2 separate regions of the Mus musculus genome follow, and region 1 is linked to region 2. Evidence: chromatin contacts called from ENCODE Hi-C data. All regions are on one chromosome and are shown on one strand. Each heading gives the region's core, a stretch centred on a gene start or an enhancer-like site at or near the end of the contact. The rest is flanking DNA. Distances are from core to core; before and after follow the strand shown. Region 1 holds the start of Sdhaf3 (succinate dehydrogenase complex assembly factor 3). Region 2 holds the start of Vps50 (VPS50 EARP/GARPII complex subunit).

Region 1 (3,504 bases), core at 507-3,006, 3.5 Mb before region 2:
CTTTCTTCTCAGCACAGATAAAGTCTTCCTGTCTGGCTTCAAACTTACTTAATAGACATGACTTTACAAACACTTATTATAGCTTTGATATGATTAACAATATAAATAGTACTTTTTAAATATACTAGCATTATCCATTGCAGATCTCTGAGTTGCAGGCCAGCCTGGTCCACAGATTGAGTTCCAGGACAGCCAAGAACACAGGAAAACACTGACTCAAACAAACTGAATAAAATAAAGTAATAAATACACTAACATTGAGATGCCTGTTGTAAATACCGTTATTTTACAGACCGAAAGACTAGAAAAATTAACTGATGTAATGTTTAGTAAATGCTGAGGTCTGAATTTAAATCTAGTTTTCTGATTTCAATACCAACTACATATTTAAAGAAAGTGTTTTGCATTTAAAAATATTAAACCTCCCCAGCTCCTGGCAACCAAATTATATCTAATAAACCAAGACTTTTAAGAAAGTTATACATTTCATTATTATAAAGTTCTCTCTTCAATAATTCTACAATCAAGAATTATAGAATTCAATGAAAATGCTTTTCCCTAGCCTAATCTTTATGTTGTTTTAAAGGTAAATATCACTTCAGCCACTATCAGCATGAAAAATCTTTTTTACTTTACCAGAGCAGTTTCTTTAAAATACCTAGATGCACTCTAGAAATGCCCAACTCCTTTCACCTCCTGATATTTTCAAGATGGGAGGAGATCCTGCAAGACTCTTCAGCATCATGCAATACTCTTTCTCCCCCTTCATTCTTAAGAGAAAAAAAAAAAAAAAAAAGGTATTAGGGTCGTGGAGATGGCTCACTGAGAAAGGTGTCTGCTGCCAAGCTGTGCAGCCCGCGGTTTGATCCCCAGGAGCCATGTGGTGGAAGGAGAGACCATTCCCTTGGGTTAGCCTCTGACCTCCAGCACACACACACACACACACACACACCCGTATACACACAAATAAATAAATATGTACCTAAAATAAATAATAAGAAAGAAAAGAGAAAAGTCAAACACTGAATCCAAACGCGTGCCCCCGCCAGCATTACCCCTTTAACAAATTGCAATCCTTAGGTCTTTTCTAGGTTATATAATTTATCTGTCAAGTGGAAAGCTTACTAAGGCCCTACAATTACAAATTAACAAATGATCGAAATGATCTAATTCTGGCAGCTAAGTAATGACATCATGTTAATTACACGGCTGTCACCTAAACAGCCTAAAGGCAACGCAAAGGACAAACGCCGACGAACTTTTGGAGCACTAAACAGTCAGGAGTGCAGTAACGTCTGAGACACGCCACCCTTCTCTCTCCAGCACCTGGCACCCTCAGCACTCTCAGAAAGTTCTTCTGAATGCGGGGGAAACTGCTCAAGCACAGAGCCTGTGCGGGAAGCTGGGGGATTCGCGACGGAGCTTGAAAGAAGTGCTGTTTGACCACTTTAGTCTGTCTATTCCAGACGCCCTGTTTGGCCGTGCACGGACCCTGGGAAGCAGCTAGGAAGGTGGGGTCTGAACTGAAAACCCAAGGTCCGGGACGAGGGGGCGGGGAGGGGGCGTCACTTGCCTCCCATTCCTTCAAGAATCGCTGGGCCTCGCCAGGACCAACAGTCTTATGTCTCCTAAATTCGTCCTTCACGTACTGGTCACCCAGGGCTTTGAGGTCCGGGGGCAGAGCCCGATGTAGCAGCAAGATTCGCCTATATAAAGCCCGGACTCTCGAGACATGCTTCCCCGGCATCGCGCCGCGCCTGCGCAGAAGGTGGGCGTAGCTCCGCCCCCGCTAGGAAGTCGCCTATGGGTGAACCCCAAAGCGGGCGGAAGAGAGCGCGCGACCTTCATCCGGTTTGGTCCGTCATAGAATCTTGTCCTTCCGGAAACCCGGATTTGGGGCGGGCGGACAGAAACGCTCTGCCAAAGGCGCGGCTGTTGAGGAGTAGTTGTAATTTCTTGAGTTTCCTAGAGAGGTGCTGCTGTGTAAGACAAAAAGTCTTGTGTGAGCGACTTGTTACCTTCAGAGTTAACTCATCTTCTCCATTTGCTAGTTTCTTCTTATTAAATATTTGAGAAAGACTTCATCGAACTGAAGTCTTCTCCAGAAAGCCTTGCGTGGTTAATCCAAAGTGTTATGGCTTCTGAAATAGTGTGGCATTCGCCGGTCCCTCGCAACAGCCCTCGTCCTTTGCAGTGCTGTACTTGGAGTTTATGCAGTAGGCATAGCTTCTTCCAGGTAGTTATCACAAGTGAGCCCTGAAGGGCAGACTTTGTTGGTCTAGGTCAAGTGCACTATGAAAGAATCTTGGGAGTTATTTTATGTGTATTTTTTTTCCAAGACCAAGATTCTGAGAATTTTTATTAAACAATGTGAGATGAAAATGTGAGACCCTGACTTAGAGCGTTTCTCCCTGGAAGATAAAGCCCCTGGATGTTTCCCAAGCTTGTTTTCCCTGATCTTTAAAAAATACAGCTAGAAAGAAGCTCTTTGTTCTCTATAGCCAGCAAAAAGCCTTTTTGTTTCTATACTGTACAACCAGAGATGCCTGCCTTCCTGTGCCAAGGACACAGAGATAAAAATTCAGAAAGAACTCACTCCCCACTCCTGCCTTGTAAATTTCACCAAGGACACCCGGAAGAGAAGAACTCTTCCCAAGTCCTCCCAACTCTCCTCCCAACTCCTCCCAAGTCTCCTCCCAACTCCTCCTAACTCCTCAGCTAGCTGTTAAAAGCTCCCTACTGTCACCGGGTCGAACTCCCCTGCCCTGCACCAGCAAAGGGACTTCATCCTCAGCTAGCTGATAATAAAACCTCTTGCAGTTTGCATCAGGTATGGTTTTCTCTCAGGACGTTGGGGTGTTGGCCAGCTCACCTGGGGACTTGCAGAGGCCCAGCATCGGGGGTCTTACAAAAACAAGAAATCTAGATGTTCACAAGTCCAAACTTGTGTAGAGGTGGGGAAAAAAAAAGTAACTATTTCAAAAGCTGATAGCTTCTTGTCCTTATTCTTTCGTTCCAATTAAATTTTAATCCTTCAGCAAATCCTAATAGCTCCACCACCAAAATCATGCAGGAATCAAACATTATTTCCATCACACCCTGTACCATAATTATCTCTTTCTACTGGATAGCTACCGTATCTGTGTTCTTGCCTCTGGCCATGTTGAACTTCAGTTATGATCTACCCAGGCTGTAATTAGATAACATCGTTCCTCTGCTTAACAAATCCTCAGTAGCACTCTGTTATTGAACAACTCAAAGTCTCTCTACCTCTAGAATTTAAATGTTCTATTTATTCACTCCCTAGTAAGTCAGTTCCACTCACACTGGCCTCCATCTTTGAACTCCTTCACTTCCAACCGGAAACCTTGTTTGGAGCACTTCCGGGGGCTGGTAGGAGGCATCACTTGCCAGAACCAGTGTGTCGGCTCACTGTCGTGTGACCTTTCCCAACAGCCTTGTTTGAAACTAACATAACCAAGCCAAACCTCCCATGGTGCTCCT
Region 2 (3,708 bases), core at 885-3,384:
ATCTGCTGGAATAGTGCCTGGCCCACAACACTCAATTCAGTTTGACAAAACTGAATGAACAGAAGCCAGCATAGTGAGGAACGATGAGTCACAGGTCTCATCTACATAAGGCCAGCTAACTAAGGGCACCCATCCCTGTGAACGTTCTGCAAAGAACAATCAAAATGGTGAGCAATCGAGCCACAGAGACAGAGAGACAGAGAGAGAGAGAGAGAGAGAGAGAGAGAGAACCCAAATAAAATTAAATTTTCATAAATCAGAATTTCATCTCTTTAATATACATCAACAGCACAATAATAATATATGTATAAATTGAGCTTTAAACATATATAATTAGGGCCACACATTTGCATAAACCTGTTAACTTTACATTACTATTATTTATACAGTAGTTTCTTGTATACGTTCTAAAGATTTTTTTTCTCCAACTAACTACAGATATAACCTACTATAATTCAGTAAACTGTGTGAGGCTTAAGAATTCACACTTTCTGCAGAGTCAGCATTACATTTACAAACATTATGGATATATTATCACCAGTTCTCTGGAATTCTTTGGAATTTAAGGAGAGCACCAACCTTAGGAAGAAAAAACCCAAATGCAGCAGCCCAAGGTATTTATAAGCTGTATGGCAGACAATGGACTATGCTGCTTAACAGGCAAGACCAAGGAGACAGAACGCAAAACCAGAATGTAGTCATCCAAATCTGAGGGGCTCCTGAGTGTCTGCTCCCTCTCCTCTCACCTCAGGATGGAGCAGCCTCCAAACCTATTCTCAAGTAAGAAGCAGCAAGACGCACAGCGCCAGTGTCCAACAACGTGAAAGGCTGCTAAGTGCCTCTGCCCCCTGCTTGTTTGTTTTATTATTCATAGAAAATTTTTTCCTAGTTTCTCGACTCAAATCAAGAAAAAGAAAAGCATTATGCAAGGATCACGTACGTACTGTCTATAAGAAATTACAAGTGTCTGTCCCACTACTGCTGACACTTTGAATCCTCAAGCAGGACAAGAAGTCTTCTGTTCTCTTGTTAAGAAAAAGAAATTATAAGTGAAGCTTTAAAGAAAGGACTCTACCAACATTTCTAAGCCACAATGATTTTAAAACTCATCTAAATTGCACTTCTTTCTTATTAAAACAAAGAAAAATTCTAATTATGTTTCAGTAGCTAAAAATGCTACAGTCAAAACAAAGGTTTCTGAAATAAAATGATCAATAAATACCTAAAAAAAACATACATTTCTTCAACTCCTCGAAGGAAGTTGAGACACAGTATTAGGAAGCTCTAACATATGTGAGACAAGATATAGTACCAGTCTTATTCCTGAATTATCATTCTGAAAAAAAAAATTCTTTGTCAGAATTTTATTTTTTAAGTAGCAATACACAAAGAATGCTGACATATACTAGCTTACTGGTGACTTACAATGCGATACTTTGAGATGGGAGGGGGATAGAAAAGGAATTGTCATTCCCATGTTTAAATCCAAAAACACAGCTACAAGTTTGGAGAGTTACTGCCAATCCACAACACTACCAATGTTGGCTACAAACAGCCCTTTGCCTTCACCCTTGCTCTTTCGAGTTTTCTCTACTGCACAGACCCCACCTCACTTTCCAGGGCACCTACTGGCAAACGACCACCAGTGAGGACGAGGGGGACGCTGCAAAGCAGCTAAGGCTGTCCTGGAAAGGAAACTAAAGCAAAGGAGAAGGTACAAAGACAGCCCAGCTCCCTGATTGGCTTTGTCTAAACGAAATGTTTGTAGGAAGACACTTCTTTCAAGGAGTCGAGGTCGGATCTAGGAGGCTCAGTTGAGATTTCCAGTGTACTACTTAGCTGCCCAACACCCCTGAGCCCCGCCACCCACTATAACTTAAGCCTACGCCCGCCGCCACCAAGGAACTGGGCGTCTCGGCGCCTCTCACAGCCGGGAGCGGGAAGCTCTTTAGTTCAGAAAACAGAACTCACCTGCCGGGTCATGAGAGATTTGATTTTTTGCATGTCGAAGTCGAGAGACAATTACCCTGCCTCGGAGAAGTAACAAATCACATAATCCCACCAGACAGCCGGCTACAACACAGGGAAGCCATAGTGAGTCGTCACGTGGAGCTGCCCGCCTGGGTCAGCCTTCCTTTCCCCGAGCATGACGGGAAATGTAGTTTTCCGGCTGCAATCAAAGGAGGAGGCCAACTTCAGTACTACATTTCCCAAGAAGCAGTCGCTTCAATGAACTGGGACTCCTTCTGTTCCAGAGCCACTACCTGGACTTGGAAGAGCGTTGGGCGAGGCGAATACCTATGACTTAGGTAGTCTGGCCACTGAACTAAACAACTCTGAAGCGTCTGTAGATAGTCCACTTTGACAAGATGCCCTCTAGGAGTGCAAGAGAAAGCACACCTGGGCTAGAGAGGCGAGGAAAGAGACTGATTGACCTCCATAAAGAGCACTTGGAAAGGTGACTTAAGACAAGGAATTTCCCAGTGGCTCTGGGTGTGCCCTGAGGAAAGTGGGAGGCAGGACCCCTAAGATACTGATGGCCAGCCGTAGGTTCTTCTTCATTCTTGGCATTTCCTGAAAACGCTCTAGAAAAATCAAAGGATTTCGTCTACCCCACCTATCATTTTTCTACCTGCTTTAGCAAAGGCAAGTCGAGGCAGATGTCAGTAAGTATGAGGGCACTTGTCACTTTAAAGCCCTGATCTTGTTATTAGTAGTATAAAGGAGAAAGTAACGGGGTAACTTTGCTGTGGGGGGCAGCAAACCCAGAGCTAATAACAATAGGTAACAATGAAAACTTACGAATTGGGAGAAATTTTGTTAATGGCTTCATGTGTATGACCTTATGCATTTATCTACATGAGCATCTTTTCCTTGTTTTGTTTTGTTTTTGTACTACAATTTTTCATACAATATGTTCTGATCAGGTCTCCCCTCCCCCAACTCATCCTAGATCTGCCCCTACCGCCACACTTGCTTCCACGCACCTTCTTTCTTTCTCCCTCTAGAAAACAAAACATGCAAACAAACAAACAAAAAGATTGAAAAGGAAAGAAAGAAAAACACAAGAAACACACCCGCAAGCTCGTATGCATGAACATCTTCTGGAGTTACCATCATCTTCATGTTAAAAAATGGTGAAACAGGCATGGAGAAGTTAAGATACTTACCTAAGATTGTTAGACGTATAAACTGATGACTTAAATGCTTAAAGGTTCCCGGTATTATGCTGAGGAGTGACTCCTAAATCAGGACACCAGTGCCTTTTAACTACATTAGTTTAACGTATTATAAAAACTAATAACTAATGTTTTTATTATAAAAGCAAAGCATAAACTTGACTGTATGGAGGGTTGGACACTAGCTCAGAAATCGCCTATGCAGTTGCCTCCTCTAGTGGCTGGCTTTTCCTGCAGATGCACTTCTCTTTGGGAGCAATGTAATTACAAAGTTAGTTCACCTTAGATACAACCATTCATGTAATCTTGAGGATTTCCCCCAATTGATTCTCCTAGTGTAAATAATTCTACAGATATGAAGGGGTCTGTATTAAAGATTACAGCTGCTTGAAATGCTTGTAGTAGATGCTTGCTCACTGTGTACAACAAAACCAGCCCAATAATGTAAATGAACAGTAAACCATGTGTGATTGGCAAGACCAGAAAGCAGTCCTGCCCTCATCACCCACACACTTTCAGTGACTCCTTA

What was found. A loop is a pair of places that touch in the nucleus more often than their neighbours do.
Region 1: a map of heart shows a loop between it and region 2 (17-fold over the local background). The contact joins the promoter of Sdhaf3 here to the promoter of Vps50 in region 2. A Hi-C loop is called at or near these places in 2 of 37 maps with a recorded cell type or tissue (heart and left cerebral cortex).

What each region holds. Positions count from the first base shown.
Region 1 is chr6:6,954,270-6,957,773 of GRCm38, reverse strand. Sdhaf3 (succinate dehydrogenase complex assembly factor 3) reads right to left here and starts at 1,756. Exons shown (of 2, transcript NM_001077713.1): 1 at 1,574-1,756. The coding sequence starts at 1,747.
Region 2 is chr6:3,496,819-3,500,526 of GRCm38, reverse strand. Vps50 (VPS50 EARP/GARPII complex subunit) reads right to left here and starts at 2,134. Exons shown (of 28, transcript NM_024260.5): 1 at 1,972-2,134. The coding sequence starts at 2,004. It also overlaps a transcript of Hepacam2 not described here.